2 separate regions of the Homo sapiens genome follow, and region 1 is linked to region 2. A link is a contact called in ENCODE Hi-C or POLR2A ChIA-PET data. All regions are on one chromosome and are shown on one strand. Each heading gives the region's core, a stretch centred on a gene start or an enhancer-like site at or near the end of the contact. The rest is flanking DNA. Distances are from core to core; before and after follow the strand shown. Region 1 overlaps LARP1 (La ribonucleoprotein 1, translational regulator). Region 2 has its middle 40 kb from the start of MIR1303.

Region 1 (6,733 bases), core at 4,003-6,502, 140 kb after region 2:
CTCTTGACTTCTAGCCCAGGGCTCTGGTCACTCTTCCACTTTCAGTTTGGAACATGGGGCAATAGTCTTTCCTAACTATGGTGTCCAGTTCTAACAAACTAAAAATACAGGGGACACCCAGTTAAATTTGAATTTTAGATAAATCAAATATTTAGTATAAGTATGTCCCAGTATTGCATGGGACATATTTAGTCTATAAAATTACTGTTTATCTGAAATTTAGATTTAACAGAGTGTCCTGAATTGCTATTTGCTAAATCTGGCAACCATATTCTCTCCCCGCTTACCCCACCTTTTTTTGGGCACCAGTCAGGTTCAAGAATTGCCCCAAAGAAATGAAAAATAATTACCATGCATTTATGGTACTATTACTTCATTTAATCTGTTAATCCTGTGAGCTAGCTGTCATGGACCCCATTAATAGTTCAGGAAAGTGAGAGGTTAAGTCTGACTCCTGGGATCATCTCGGTAAGCTGTCATTTTGCCTCCTCATGAACCTAGTTGCTTGGCTCTCATTGATGTGTGGCCCAGTTAATGCCTATCAAGTTACAAGCTACATGAGAGATTGCTCAGTTTTGACTCATCTGCCCCTGGCCTTGTGAGTTACTTAATTGATGATGGCTCTTGGTTAGTACATCCAAGAATGGACTCCAAAGTCCACGCTGTTAACTGCTGCTCTAACCTGTCTCTTAACTCCGTGGCATAGTAAATTGTTGGTAGGGTGGCTTTGGGGTAGGGGTCGGACCCCCTCTACATTCTCTCTTTTTTTTTTTTTTTTTTTTGAGATAGAGTTTTGCTGTTGTTGCCCAGACTGGAGTGCAGTGGCGCAATCTCGGCTCACCGCAACCTCCACCTCCCGGATTCAAGCGATTCTCCTGCCTAAGCCTCCCGAGTAACTGGGATTACAGGCATGCGCCACCACACCTGGCTAATTTTGTATTTTTAGTAGAGACGGGGTTTCTCCATGTTGGTCAGTCTGGTCTCGGACTCCTGACCTCAGGTGATCCGCCTGCCTCGGCCTCCCAAAGTGCTGAGATTACAGGCATGAGCCACTGTGCCCAGCCCCCCTCTACATTCTCTAAAGGGGTGTGCTGGTGCCTTGAGAGCATCCGTGTGCAGGGGTGGGGAGTCTGCAGGTGGGGCAGCACCCTGGCTGCTGAGCCTGTCCTGTCTCCATGTTCATAGCATCCCAGGGCTTAACTCTTTCCCAGTTGGGTTGTAGCATATGACACTGAAGGAGCCTGTAGGCCATCCTGAACTCACCGAGAGAGGCAAATTAGCAGCTCCTGGGAAGCAAGGCTGCCTGGCCAGGCTGGCCTGGATTGGGGGAACTAGTTGCTACTCGAGAACTCCAGCTTCCTATCTGCTTTTGGGATGACCCTCCCTGGAAAGTCCCTCCCACTGCTGTGGAATTTTCAGGCTACCAAATGTGCCCAGCCTGCCTCTCAGGACAGACAGACAGTGAGAAAAAGATCTCCAGGGCCCACTAAGTCTTCCAGAGGGAGCTGAGACATTCAGCCTTCCCTGGCAGGGCTCAAAGAGGAAAAAAGGGATTGGAAATGGGGCCCCTCTCAGAGCCACTTCAAAGCACCCTCCCCTGTGGTCATGTGTTTCAGTTCCATGTGAGTAGTTTTTCTTGACAGTATCGGTAATTTTGGGGAACAGTTCCTGTGACACTTTGGGTCCCTAAGGCCCTGCCCTGACCCTGTGAGTGGATATAGTTGGGCACAGAGTGTATTTTGTTGAGGAGCAGATATTGGCTTCCTGGTTTGCCAAAGAGCTCTAGATTGGGAGACAAGAACTTGATGTTCCAGTGCCAGCTCTACAGCAAATCACTGGTGACTTTGGCCTCTCCTGGTCCTCAGTTTTTCTGTATGTACAATGAGATTCTCAAGTCTTTCCAGCCCTGACTTGGTCTGGGATCACCCTCTCCACTCCAATAATGGGAATAATCCAAAGTAATTTTTTGGGGATTCAGAAGCCTCTTCCAACAAAGGATGCCCTAAGATTGGAAGGACAATAAAAATGAGTTTGTGGGCCGGCCACGGTGGCCCATACCTGTAATCCCAGTACCTTGGGAGGCTGAGGCGGGTGGATCACTTGAGGTCAGGAGTTCAAGACCAGCCTGGCCAACATGGTGAAACCCCATCTCTACTGAAAATACAAAAAATTAGACAGGCTTGGTGGCTCGCGCCTGTAGTCCCAGCTACTCGGGAGGCTGAGGCAGGAGAATTGCTTGAACTTGGGAGGTGGAGGTGGCAGTGAGCCTAGATTGTGCCACACCCACTGCACTCCAGCCTAGGTGACAGAGTGAGACTCCGTCTCAAAAAATAAAAAAATGAGTTTGTGTTACCTGAGGTGGTGGCTGACCACCAAGGACAGGAAGAAAACCTCTGAGCTTGGCAGCCTCCCACATCAGGGTAATGGAGTCAGGTGTGCGTGTAGTTGTGTGTGCCTAGCAACCTGTCTGAGACGATTGGCTTCTGAAGTCCAGGGCCTAGGAAAGCCCAAGGGAGCCCCGCAAGCTGATTGTGCATAGCTCATTTGTTTAACTGGGAATCATCATCATACCTACCTTCTGGGCTCACGCCTGTAATCCCAGCACTTTGGGAGGCCGAGGCGGGCGGATCACGAGTCAGGAGATCGAGACCATCCTGGCTAATATGGTGAAACCCTGTCTCTACTAAAAATACAAAAAAATTAGCTGGGCATGGTGACACACACCTGTAATCCCAGCTACTCGGGAGGCTGAGGCAGGAGAATGGCGTGATCCTGGGAGGCGGAGCTTGCAGTGAGCCGAGATGGCGCCATTGCACTCCAGCCTGGGTGACAAGAGTGAGACTCCGTCTCAAAAAAAAGGAAAAAAAAAACGGAAAAATAAATGAGCTACTACATGTAAAAAACTTTGGCATCATGCAAAGACATTGTAAGGCAAGCTTGTCCAAAGGACGGCTTTGAATGCGTCCTGACACAAATTTGTACTTTCTTAAAACATTGAGATTTTCTTGCAATTTTTGTTTTTTAGGTTCATCAGCTATCATTAGTGTTAGTGTGTTTTACGTGTGGCCCAAGACATTAATTCTTCCATTGTGGCTCAGGGAAGGCAAAAGATTGGACACCTCTGTAGTAAGCTCTCAGTAATTGATTGCAGTCTAGTGGAGTTGAGATACACACAGATGCAACCATTTCAGGCGGTAGTGAGTACCCTGAAGATCTTAAATTGTAGACTGAGTTAGAACTTGATCCAGAGTTGCTGGTTTTGTGGCACTTTACATTGGGCAGTCAGGAAGCCTCCTGAGGAGAATTTATATTGAGATCTATGACTAGATCTGAGGAGTCAGTCATCTTGCTCTTCAACATTGTGACCTTGGGCGAGTCCCTTCCTTCAGTTTCATTTTCTGGACAACTGGAATAATTGTGTCTTTTTGAGATAATTAAGTAAAATCATACACAGCAACTTAGGTCAGTTTTTGGTACCTAGTCTTTATGCAGTAAAAGGTGATTATTATTACTGTTCTAACTAGAACCAAATGTGCTCTTTAGAAAAGGCTGGGTTAGGGAGCTGGCACTTGGAGGCCAGGAGCTTTAGTGGCCGCTGATATATTTCAGCTGTGTTGATTATTGATCAGCTTTGAAGCAAGATTTCAGGGACTGGTACCAGCAGTGGGAGTGGCCACAGCCACCCGAGGGTGGCTGGGTCCACATCTGGGCGGGGAGAGTGGGAGCACTGGGCCACCTGGGTCACCACAGGCTAAAGATAGTCAGCTGGGGCTGGGCCTGGGCTGGGCCAGGCTGGCCAGCATCATGTGACTGGAGCCTGGCCCACCCTTGCTCCTCCTCCCGGGCCAAGGGGATGCAGACTCTGCATTCCTGAGCTGACTGGTGGTCTGCAGCTTCCTTTCAGTGGGAACTCAAGATGATCTGACCTGAACATTTCTCTCCTTCCCTTTCTCTGCCCACTCCTCTCCCTAAGAATGCCCTTCCAGCCCCTCCTGCATTTCATCCGCAGGTCTAGGGAAATTTGGGTGGGAGGACTGGGCAGAGAGGCCTCTGAGAGATGGTACCGACAGCAGCAGCTGGTGACCAAGGTGAGGAGGGCTAACATGGCATTCTCTTTACTCCATAGAAGAATGTTCCTGCTTAGGGGGTCCTGGGGTCAGTCAGTATGGGAGGAAAGGCCTGTGGGTCTCCAGGCTCCCCTCTATGACTCCACCCCATCCCCAGGATGAATGACAGCTGAAAGTAGCCAGGCTTTTCAGTTAATCTGTCCCCAGGCTGGCCTGGGAGGGACAGGCACAGGTGGGTAGTATAACCCAGGCACTCTTTCCTGCCTGCCTCACCCTCCCTTCAGATGGTATTGCTGCCTTCCACAGTCAGGGTCCCTGGACACAGGCTTAGGGAGATAGTGGTGGCCTTCCTTATATCTGGGGGCTGAGGGTGGGGCACAATCCATGTCAGCTGGATCCCCCTGAGCAGCCTCTGGGAGAACTGAGAGGAACTGGGAGGTGGGTCTGGAAGGAATGTCTCTTTCTTCATAGTGCTGCCAGTGCCAGAGTGCTGGAGTTAGACTCAAACTGGGTGTGCTTGGTGGTAGTTTCCCTTGCCTCTCTGGGTAGGGAAACTAGGCACTTCCAACCACCGAGGTGCCACTTGTCCAGCTGTTAGCTTAGGCTTCCCTGCAACAGGCTTTGGTTTTCCCCAGTATGTAGAATGATGCCCAGGCATCCCTGCTATTGAGAAACTGTCCTGTTGGCTACAATAAGGTTGTAACTTATACCCCTTAGCTTCTCTTCCACCTCCTTTTAGTGGTTAAGAGCACAGGTTTTAGAGTCAGACTGCTTGGCTCCAAATCCTGTTCCTCTCTTTGCTGGCTGTTATCTTGGCAAATAACCTTTCCACCATGTGTCTTGGGTTCCTCGTTTTAAAATGGGACCAATGAAAGAAACTAATTCAACACGATCAAGATTAAGAGAATCCATGCCCAGAGTTTAGAACAGTGTGTGGTATCTAGTAAATGCTCACTACATATTATTTACACGTGTAATTCGTGCATCTGCGATTTGCTGCTAGCATTTCTTGTGCTTTGGTGAGAAATCTCAGTGGTTGAGATCTGTCTTTCTGTTCTCACACCTGTAGACCCAATATTAGTAAGGAGGGTGACGCTGGGGTAGAATGGTAGGTAATGCTCCCAAGGGTTATACAACTGGTGAGTGTTGCATTCTGGACTGAGGCGCAGCACTGATATCAGGCAGTTGGGTTGCCTGTGAGTCAAAGCTGGGCTAGGGCCTGCGTTCCTCTGGGAGCCAGCAGTTTCTAGGACACTAGCAATTTCTCTGTATTTGGGAGGGCCCCAGCTGAAGGCTAAGGGTTGAGGCTATAACCTCAGGAATTAGCACTTGACAAGCAAAGCCTCTTCTGGTGTGAAGTCGCTATTCATTAAACAAGTGTCTGCTGTGTTGCCAGGCCCTGAGCTAGACACTGGGGTACTGCTGTGAAAGCAGCCCTGTGGTCCCTGCCCCCAGGGGAGGGGCAGATAAGTAACCAGCCCATTTAACATTTACAATACCGTGGGAGCACATAGCAGGGTGCTTCACCACACTTGAGGTCTGGGAGGTCTACCCGAAGGAGGTCGACCTAACGGCCAAGTGTATGGTAGCAGATGGGTGAGTGTGAATGTAATACAGCCCCTAAACCCAACAGATTACCTTGTTCTCAAGGTAGTAGTTCTTAGCTCTCTGGTAAACAGCCTTTTCAGATGCCAATCTCCAGGAGATGATACCAGTCCCCAAATAAGCATTTGGTCTTCCTAATTTTCCTGGCAGTGTTCAGGCCTGAAATCTGGTAGTCCTTCTAGTCACCCACTCTGGGTCCTGAAGGCTTTCTTTGAATAGCTCAGCCTTTTCTCACCTTTCATGCACAGGTCCCTCAGTTTTAATTCTAGCTTCTCTCTGCCTCTTACCAGATCTTTTTACTGTGACCTGATGAGTTTGAATCACCCATGTGCTTTCTACCTGTTGGTTGAACCAAGTTCTTGCTCCTCAGACCTTCACATCTGGAACCTCTGGGTAGTTTTTGTTTCAAAGGTCGGCAGCCTTAGGATCTTTTGAGAAGAAGACAATAGTGAAAACACTTTTAAATCTTTTTATCTGGCTGTGTACTGGCCAGGGTTATGGGTTTAGTAGGCTGAGAGAGACTCCTTGAGCCTGGCCTGTTTTCCTTTTCTGTTCTGAGTAAAAAGTGGAATGACTGAATTTCAACTGAAAGGGAACTCTTGTCAGCCTTCGCCATGTTCTTCCTTCCTCCCTAACAAAGCAGGGCTTTATGTCAAAGCACCCCTGGGGGACCTGTGATAAATTCCCCCATCTGTCTTTCCTCATTTTAAACTACAAAGTTTGGAAGCCTTCCTCTTTCCTGGGGAAACTTGCCCTGGGGCCCAGGTGCCTCCTGTCTCTGAAGGGCAATGTGGTGGTGTGGTATCCCCATCCAGTGGGCATGGATTACCGCTCAGAAGAGCCAGGTGAGGTGGGTGGCCTCATTTGCAGTCTGGACTGTATGAATTGAACCAATTAATCACCCCAAGAGTTTTTCCCGTACATTCTGATTCTTTCATTTTGAGAGATGATTTGGTGTATCTCCCCCCATCCCCATCTCTATCTCAGAGTGAGGGTGGCGATTGCTTGGAAATAGTAAGCTTCCTTTGTGAATTGTAATATTAGCATTTGTTGGGCATTTA
Region 2 (7,387 bases), core at 3,777-6,276:
AATCTAATAATGTTCTCATATAAGGAGAGTTGGGTCCATATTGTTTAACTCCTTCCTTCATATCTTTTAACATTTTCAGGGTGAAAGATTCATATCTAATCTCAGTTTGGACAGAGGCTCCTGCTTGACTCCCTTTCCCAGCCAGTATCGGTTGTAAAATTACCGGGTACTGCCATGCCTCAAGATCTCCCTGTTTTCTGGCTAATGGTTTTATGCAGTGTACTATCTTGTACACTAGCTGGTGCTGTAGGATCAAACGCCATCGCTGTGGGTTGCTGATATAGTGCCCTGCTATTTGGGACAGGACACCCCGCCTGAGATCTATACTGAACCTCTGGAAGCAGCTGATACTGAAATTTGACTGGCGGCCAGTATTGATAAACTACCAGTGGTTGGGTTTTATTTTCTACCAGCTGATATTGTGGATACTGTGTCTGGATTGGCATTGCCGGGATAGAGACTCTATCCTTTTCTACTTGATATTCTCTTGCAGTTTGTACTTGTCTAACCTGCATTTGAGGTTGTAATGTCACAGGCATCTGAACCGCAGGAGGAGGAGTTGATGGCCGTCGTGGTTTAAACTCTGATGACCCAAATAATTCTGGACCTCCTTCTGCCAATTTTGATGATTCAGGATATATTACCTCCTGTAATTGATTATAGTCAACAATTTTGCATTGACCGAGCCATTACAGACTCTGCTACATTTTTACAATGTGAACTTTCCATTCCTTTCTTGAACTCTGTTCCTGCCTCTTCTTCACAATCTATTACACAGCTCTCAGGGGCATCAGAAACTGAAACACTATCTTCTTCTATTTGAAACGGTTCTAAAGTTGCTTTAATAATGGCCCAGTCATTCCATACTGTAAGTGGGATGATTTTACCTTCCCTACTTGCTTGTTTTAATTCTTTGCCAATTTTTTCCCAATCTTTTAAATATAAAGTTCCCTGTTCTGGAAACCATGGGCAGAATTGTTCTATTGTTTGAAATAGCATAATTAGATTTTCTGTAGAAGCTTTAACTCCCCCTCTTCTTAAGATAATTTTAATGAAGCTGAGATAAGAGGCATATTTACTTTCAGCTTGCCCCATTGTTACCCTGGATTCCTCCGAGCACACAAGCTTACCGCAAGGTTGACCGTGGACATACTTGGGAATCTCTCATCAGCTGTTCTCAATGTTCACGTTCTTAGCATACCTTCACCCTAGAGAAAGGCCCCAGATTGGGCGCCAGATGAAGGGGTGGCCCGCCCCTCCACACCTGTGGGTATATCTCACCAGGTGGGACAAGAGACTGAGAAAAGAAATAAGACACAGAGGCAAAGTATAGAGAAACAACAGTGGGCCCAGGAGACCGACACTCAGCATACGGAGGGCCTGCACCAGCACTGGTCTTTGAGTTCCCTCAGTTTTTATTGATTATTATTTTCATTATTTTAGCCAAAGGAATGTGGTAGGAGAGCAGGGTGATAATAAGGAGAAGGTCAGCAAAAAAACATGTGAGCAAAAGAATCTATGTCATAATTAAGTTCAAGGAGAGGTACTATGCCTGGATGTGCACATAGGCCAGATTTATGTTTCTCTCTGCCCAAACATCTCAGTGGAGTAAAGAATAACAAGGCAGCATTGCTGCCAACATGTCTCGTCTCCCACCATAGGGTGGTTTTTCTCCCATCTCAGAATTGAACAAATGTACAATCAGGTTTTATACCGAGACATTCGGTTCCCAGGGGCAGGCAGGAGACAGTGGCCTTCCTCTATCTCAAGTGCAAGAGGCTTTCCTCTTTTACTAATCCACCTCAGCACAGACTTTTTACAGGTGTCGGGCTGGGGGACGGTCAGGTCTTTCTCATCCCACGAGGCCATATTTCAGACTATCACATGGGGAGAAACGTTGGACCATACCCAGCTTTTCAGGACAGAGGTCCCTGTGGCTTTTCACAGTGCATTGTGCCCCTGGTTTATTGAGACTAGAGAATGGCGATGACTTTTACCAAGCATAGTGCCTGTAAACATTTTGTTAACAAGGCACATCCTGCACAGCCCTAGATCCCTTAAACCTTGATTCCATACAACACATGTTTTTGTGAGCTCAAGGTTGGGGCAAAGTGGCTGGGGCAATGTTACAAATTAACAACATCTCAGCAAAGCAATTGTTTAAGGTACAGGTCAAAATAGAATCTCTTATGTTTTCCTTTTCTACATAGATACAGCAACAGTCTGATCTCTCTTTCTTTTCCCTAAAAGTAATGATTTTATATTGATTACATGTTAAAATGTAATATTTTTATATAGTAGATGAAATATCTTATTAAAATTACTTTCACTTGTTTGCTTTTATGATTCCTAATGTGGTTATTAGAATATTTAAAATTACATTTGTGATTGCCTTTATATTTCCCTTGGACAGTATTTTAGAGAATGCAGTGGTGAGAGGAACCAGCCTCCCTGAACTTGAGGTCATGGCCCTGTGACTTAGACCAGGCCTCTCATCCTCTCTGAACTTTGGTCGCTTTGTGTTAAAAAAAAAAAAAAAAAAAAAAAAAAACAGAGATAAATCTGCCCCTGTACATCCTCTCAGTGCTATTGTGAGAATCAAATCAAATAATGCACACAAAGCTGTTTTATAGGCTGTAAGAATAATTAAGAGCAACAATTGCGTATTTTTAGCTTTTGCTAGGAGCCAGGCTCAGTGCTAAGTGACTCCACGCATTTCTCTCACAGGCCCTATGAGGCAGGTACCAGTACTACTCCCATTTTGCACATGAGGAAACTGAGTCTGAAAGAGGCTGAGTGACCTGCCCCTTGGCCCACAGCCAGAATGTGGCACTGCCAGGATCCCAAATCAGGCTGACTGAGTCGAGTGCCCACATCCTCAACCCACAGCACACCAAAGGGAAAAAAAAAAACAAAAACCAACCTACCTACTGAGATTTGAAAAGCCAAACCCCAGGCAGGCCGCAGTGGCTCATGCCTGTAATCCTAGAACTTTGGGAGGCCAAGGCGGGCGGATCACCTGAGGTTGGGAGTTCGAGACCAGCCTGGACAACATGGTGAAACCCCGTCTCTACTAAAAATACAAAAAATTAGCCAGGCATGGTGGTGGTCACCTGTAGTCCCAGATACTCAGGAGGTTGAGGCAGGAGAATCACTTGAGCTGGGGAGGTGGAGGCTGCAGTGAGCTGAGATCACTGTCACTGCACTCCAGCCTGGGCAACAAGAGTGAAACTACAACTCAAAAAAAAAAGAAAGAAAAGAAAAGCCGGACCCCAACTCCCAATCGATCTCAGAATCACAGACATCTGCCCACAGTTTTGCAGGTACTGGAGTGCTCTGCTGAGGAGGGTCAGCTGTGGGTCCATCCACACTCCAGCTAATAAGCCTGGGCAGGCCTGTCAACCTCTCTAAGCTTCCTCTAAAGAGTTAAAGCACTCACCCTCTGCTGGTAATTAAATGAGATAATGCCTAGAAAAGTGTTAGCACAAACCGGGCATGGTGGCTCACGCCTGTAATCCCAGCACTTTGGGAGGCCGAGGCAGGTGGATCAACTGAGGTCAGAAGTTCAAGACCAGCCTGGTCAACATGGTGAAACCCCGTCTCTACTAAATACACAAAAATTAGCCGGGCATGGTGGCCGGCACCTGTAATCCCAGCTACTCAGGAGGCTGAGGCAGGAGAATCACTTGAACCTAGGAGGCAGAGGTTGCAGTGAGCAGAGATCGTGCCACTGCACTCCAGACTGGGCAACAAGAGCGAAACTTCGTTCCAAAAAAAAAAGAAAAGTGTTAGCACAATGCCTTGAACGCAAGAATAACAAATTTTGGGTTTTTTTTTTTTTTTTTTTTGAGATGGAGTTTCGCTCTTGTTTCCCAGGCTGGAGTGCAATGGCACGATCTCGGTTCACCAGAACCTCCGCCTCCTGGGTTGTAGCGATTCTCCTGCCTCAGCCTCCCAAGTAGCTGGGATTACAGGCATGCGCCACCACACCCAGCTAATTTTTGTATTTTTAGTAGAAACGGGGTTTCACCATGTTGGTCAGGCTGGTCTCAAACTCCCGATCTTAGATGATCTACCTGCCTGAGCCTGCCAAAGTGCTGGGATTACAGGTGTAAGCCACCACACCCGGCGGGAATAACAATTTTTAATTGTGGCCTTTCCTCCTTCCAACGTGACACCAAATACCAACTGTGTGGTTTGGACACCTTGCTCAATCTTTTGGTTCCTGGGTTTTTTTGTTTTTTGTTTGTTTGTTTTGTAAACAGGGATGAAGGTAGCTTCCGCCTCAGGATTTTGCATGTGGGTTATTTGAGAGTAGGATACTCCTAGATACAGTCAATACTGAACAAATTTGGTCATTTCGTACTCGTGATGTCCTTGGTCAAGGGCTCTCCTCTGGGCCGGTGGTGGTTGCAGAGAGAAGCCCCCGCCGCCGTCGCTCCTCGGGAAAGGAAGTCGCGGGTGAACAACCGAATATGCGATGAAAAGGGCAAAGTAAGAAAGCGCACAGCGGCCCCCGCCCCGTGGAGCGCTCCTTTGGTCCCAGGCGGGAGGCTTGCTGGAGCCCAGGAGCTGGAGGCTGCAGTGAGCCGTGTTCGCCCCACTGCACTCCAACCTGGGCGGCAGAAGAGCGAGACCTCGTCTCTAAAAAAACTCAAGAAACTAAAAAAAGAAAGCACATCTCTTCCAGCAGAAGGCTCCCGGAGGCCCGGGCTGAGGAGGAACTGGGAGAATGGGGCAGCAAAGAGAAAGGGAGAGCAGCTTTGCCTCTGAGGCGGCCTTGGCCATTTGCTGTAGGGCCTCGCTGCCTTCGCACTGGGGCCACCTGGGTGAAGTTTACCCTGGCTCCCGCCTGCTGCACCGTCACCTCCGGCCCCTCATTACGGAAATGAAGACCACTAAGGAGCATGAGCGTCGTAACCGCCCGCCTGGGGTTGACTTCTCTTGGGGTGATCAGCCACGTGACCCTAGCCACCCGCCTCCTTTACACTACGCCCCAGGATCCCCGGCGGCAGAGATAAAGAGCTGGACTTTAGACTCAGACGACCGCGCTCTTAAACCTTAGATGACCTCATCCCAGCCAGGTGATCTCGCAAGCTCCCGACGCTGTGCTCAGCTCCTGTCTCCTGCGCTTGGGTAAGCGCTTCTTAGCCCGGCCCCGCCAGGGTTACGCGGAGGATTGAATGGCACTCTTCCCACACTGTGCCTGGCGCGTCCAGGCTCGGTCACTTAAGGCTGCTTTCCTGAACCACCGCAGGTCCCTTTTCCCACAGCCGCTCGAGTCCCCGTCAGCAGCTTGCTTGCCCTCTCAGGACTTGTTTGCAGGGTGCTAAAATGGCACTGGGGCTGTGGTGGCTGGCAAAGCACCCTGCAAATATTAATCCCCTTTCCATCCCTAAAACTTTGAGACCCGCCATTTAGCCTTACGGGGCCCGGTTTCCTCCTCTAGAAGCTGAAGATAAGTGAGACACTTCCACATGAGGTTGTACATTTACTATTCATTCAGCCAGCCGTTTTTTTTTTTTGAAGTGCTGGGCACAGTGTGGTCTCAGGCAGGCCCTACCCATGTCCTCCTCTCTCTTTCCCCTGGCGGGTGTGCAGGCCCCTGGAGGTTCCCAGGGCTAGTCTAGGCACCAGAATGCTGCTCGGTGAGAAATCTCAGAGCAATGTGGAAGCTTCTAATAGAGCTGTATTTACTCAACCACAAGGGACTAGCCTTTATTCTGAAATTTCCTGTTTGTATCTAGTTGTTAAAATGTCCATTTCTTTTATGAAATGATGGTAACCAGGGCTGGGAGTTTTCTTTTTTCTTATTTATTTATTTTGAATTGAGACGAGGTTTCTCTATATTGCCCAGACTGGTCTCGAACTCCTGGGCTCAAGCAATCCCCCAGCCTCAGCCTCCCAAAGTGCTGGGATTACAGCCCTGGGCCACTGTGCCTGGCCGGGAGTTGATTTTCTAAATGTTCTTGGGTTACCGGGTGCAGTGGATCAGCCTGGCTCAGTGGCTCACGCCCCAGGTAATCCTAGCACTTTGGGAGGCGGGCGGATCACCTGCGGCCAGGAGACCAGACTGGCCAACATAGTGAAACCCCGTCTCTATTAAAAAATACAAAAATTAGGCGGGCGGGCCGGTGCTCACCTGTAGCCCCAGCTACTCGGGAACCCGAGGCAGGAGAATTGCTTGAACCCGGGAGACAGAGGTTGCAGTGAGCCGAGATGAGATCGCACCACTGCACTCAAGGCTGGGTTACGGAGTTTGACTCTGTTTCAAAAAAAAAAAATAAATAGATAAGTAAATAAATGTTATTTAGCAAAATTAAAAGTTGACAGGCAACTCCAGTGTGACAGGAAGGCTCTAGAATGGCCTTCCGCAGTCCCCTCCTCCTGATATTCAAGCCTTTGTATGATCCCCTCCCCTCCAGAGTGGCTGGGGCTGGTGACTTGCTTCTAAGAAACAGAATGTCGCAATAATGACTTCTGTGATTAGATTAGCAATGACTGTGACTTCCATCTTGCCAGCTGACTTTTGCTCTTCTTGGCTTGCACACTTTGATGAAACAAACTGCCACACTGAAAAAGCAGCCAGGCTGGGCGCGGTGGCCCACGCCTGTAATCTCAGCACTTTGGGAGGCCGAAGCGGGCGGATCATGAGGTCAGGGGTTCGAGACCAGCCTGGCCAACATAGTGAAACCCCATCTCTACTGAAAATACAAAAATTACCCGGGCATGGTGCCTGGCACCTGTAATCCCAGCTATTCGGGAGGCTGAGGCAGGAGAATCGCTTGAACCCAGGTGGCAGAGGTTGCAGTGAGCTGAGATCGAGCCATTGCACTCCAGCCTGGGCAACAGAGCAAAACTCCGTCTCAAAAAAAAAAAAAAAAAAGGTCAGCCAATGATGTAGTAAGGAGCTGGTGGTCTCTGACCAACAGCTAGGGGTACTGAGGGCCTCAATCCAACAGCCCTGGAGGAACTGAGTCCTGCCAACAGCCAGGTAAGCTGGAAGCAGGTGGTTCCCCAGTTGAACCTTAAGGCTACTTAAGGAACCTTAAGGCGCAGCATGTAAAATTTCAGGAGGCACTCACATGTAACAAGTGTGCCCTGACCCCACCCTGTGTGGCCAACACCCTGAATAGCACCTGTGAGATACCTGCAGTGGAGGAGCCAGTGAATCTGTGCCCACTGGGTTTTAGGGTAATTCATTATGCAGCAATAGATAACCAATACATCTGGGTATTTTTAAATGCTCTTGGTCTGTGGAATCCAAAAACCAACTCCTTTTCAGGAGGTCATGTGAGATGGTATCTTAAGGGTGATGAGGCAGCCCCAGGACAGACCTAGATTCCTTTTTGTTTGTTTGTTTTGAGATGAGATCTTGCTCTGCGCC

What was found. Hi-C counts contacts between places; a loop is a spot of excess contacts on that map. ChIA-PET counts read pairs that join two places held with the same protein, here RNA polymerase II (POLR2A). Pooled maps may share reads with other maps.
Region 1: a loop to region 2 is called in a pooled map, with 3 times the contacts of the local background. The contact joins two enhancer-like sites. A Hi-C loop is called at or near these places in 3 of 168 maps with a recorded cell type or tissue (K562, ascending aorta and endodermal cell), 1 of 37 single-sample maps with no recorded cell type and 6 of 50 pooled maps. POLR2A ChIA-PET finds 5 or more read pairs at or near these places in 11 of 52 experiments (AG04449, Caco-2, H1 and 8 more).

Annotation. Positions count from the first base shown.
Region 1 is chr5:154,778,744-154,785,476 of GRCh38, forward strand. The region is part of intron 1 of LARP1 (La ribonucleoprotein 1, translational regulator); the gene reads left to right. Among named protein-coding and RNA genes, the nearest start is that of LARP1, 27 kb to the left of the region's middle. RefSeq lists enhancers at 3,242-3,868, 3,546-3,645, 5,247-5,506, 5,527-5,746, 5,957-6,016. Within about 2 kb of position 5,253, at least 8 of the 41 ENCODE cell types and tissues checked have a DNase peak (open chromatin) inside an H3K27ac peak, as active enhancers do.
Region 2 is chr5:154,642,410-154,649,796 of GRCh38, forward strand. No RefSeq gene overlaps it. Among named protein-coding and RNA genes, the nearest start is that of MIR1303, 40 kb to the right of the region's middle. RefSeq lists enhancers at 4,796-5,458, 5,120-5,229. Within about 2 kb of position 5,027, at least 6 of the 41 ENCODE cell types and tissues checked have a DNase peak (open chromatin) inside an H3K27ac peak, as active enhancers do.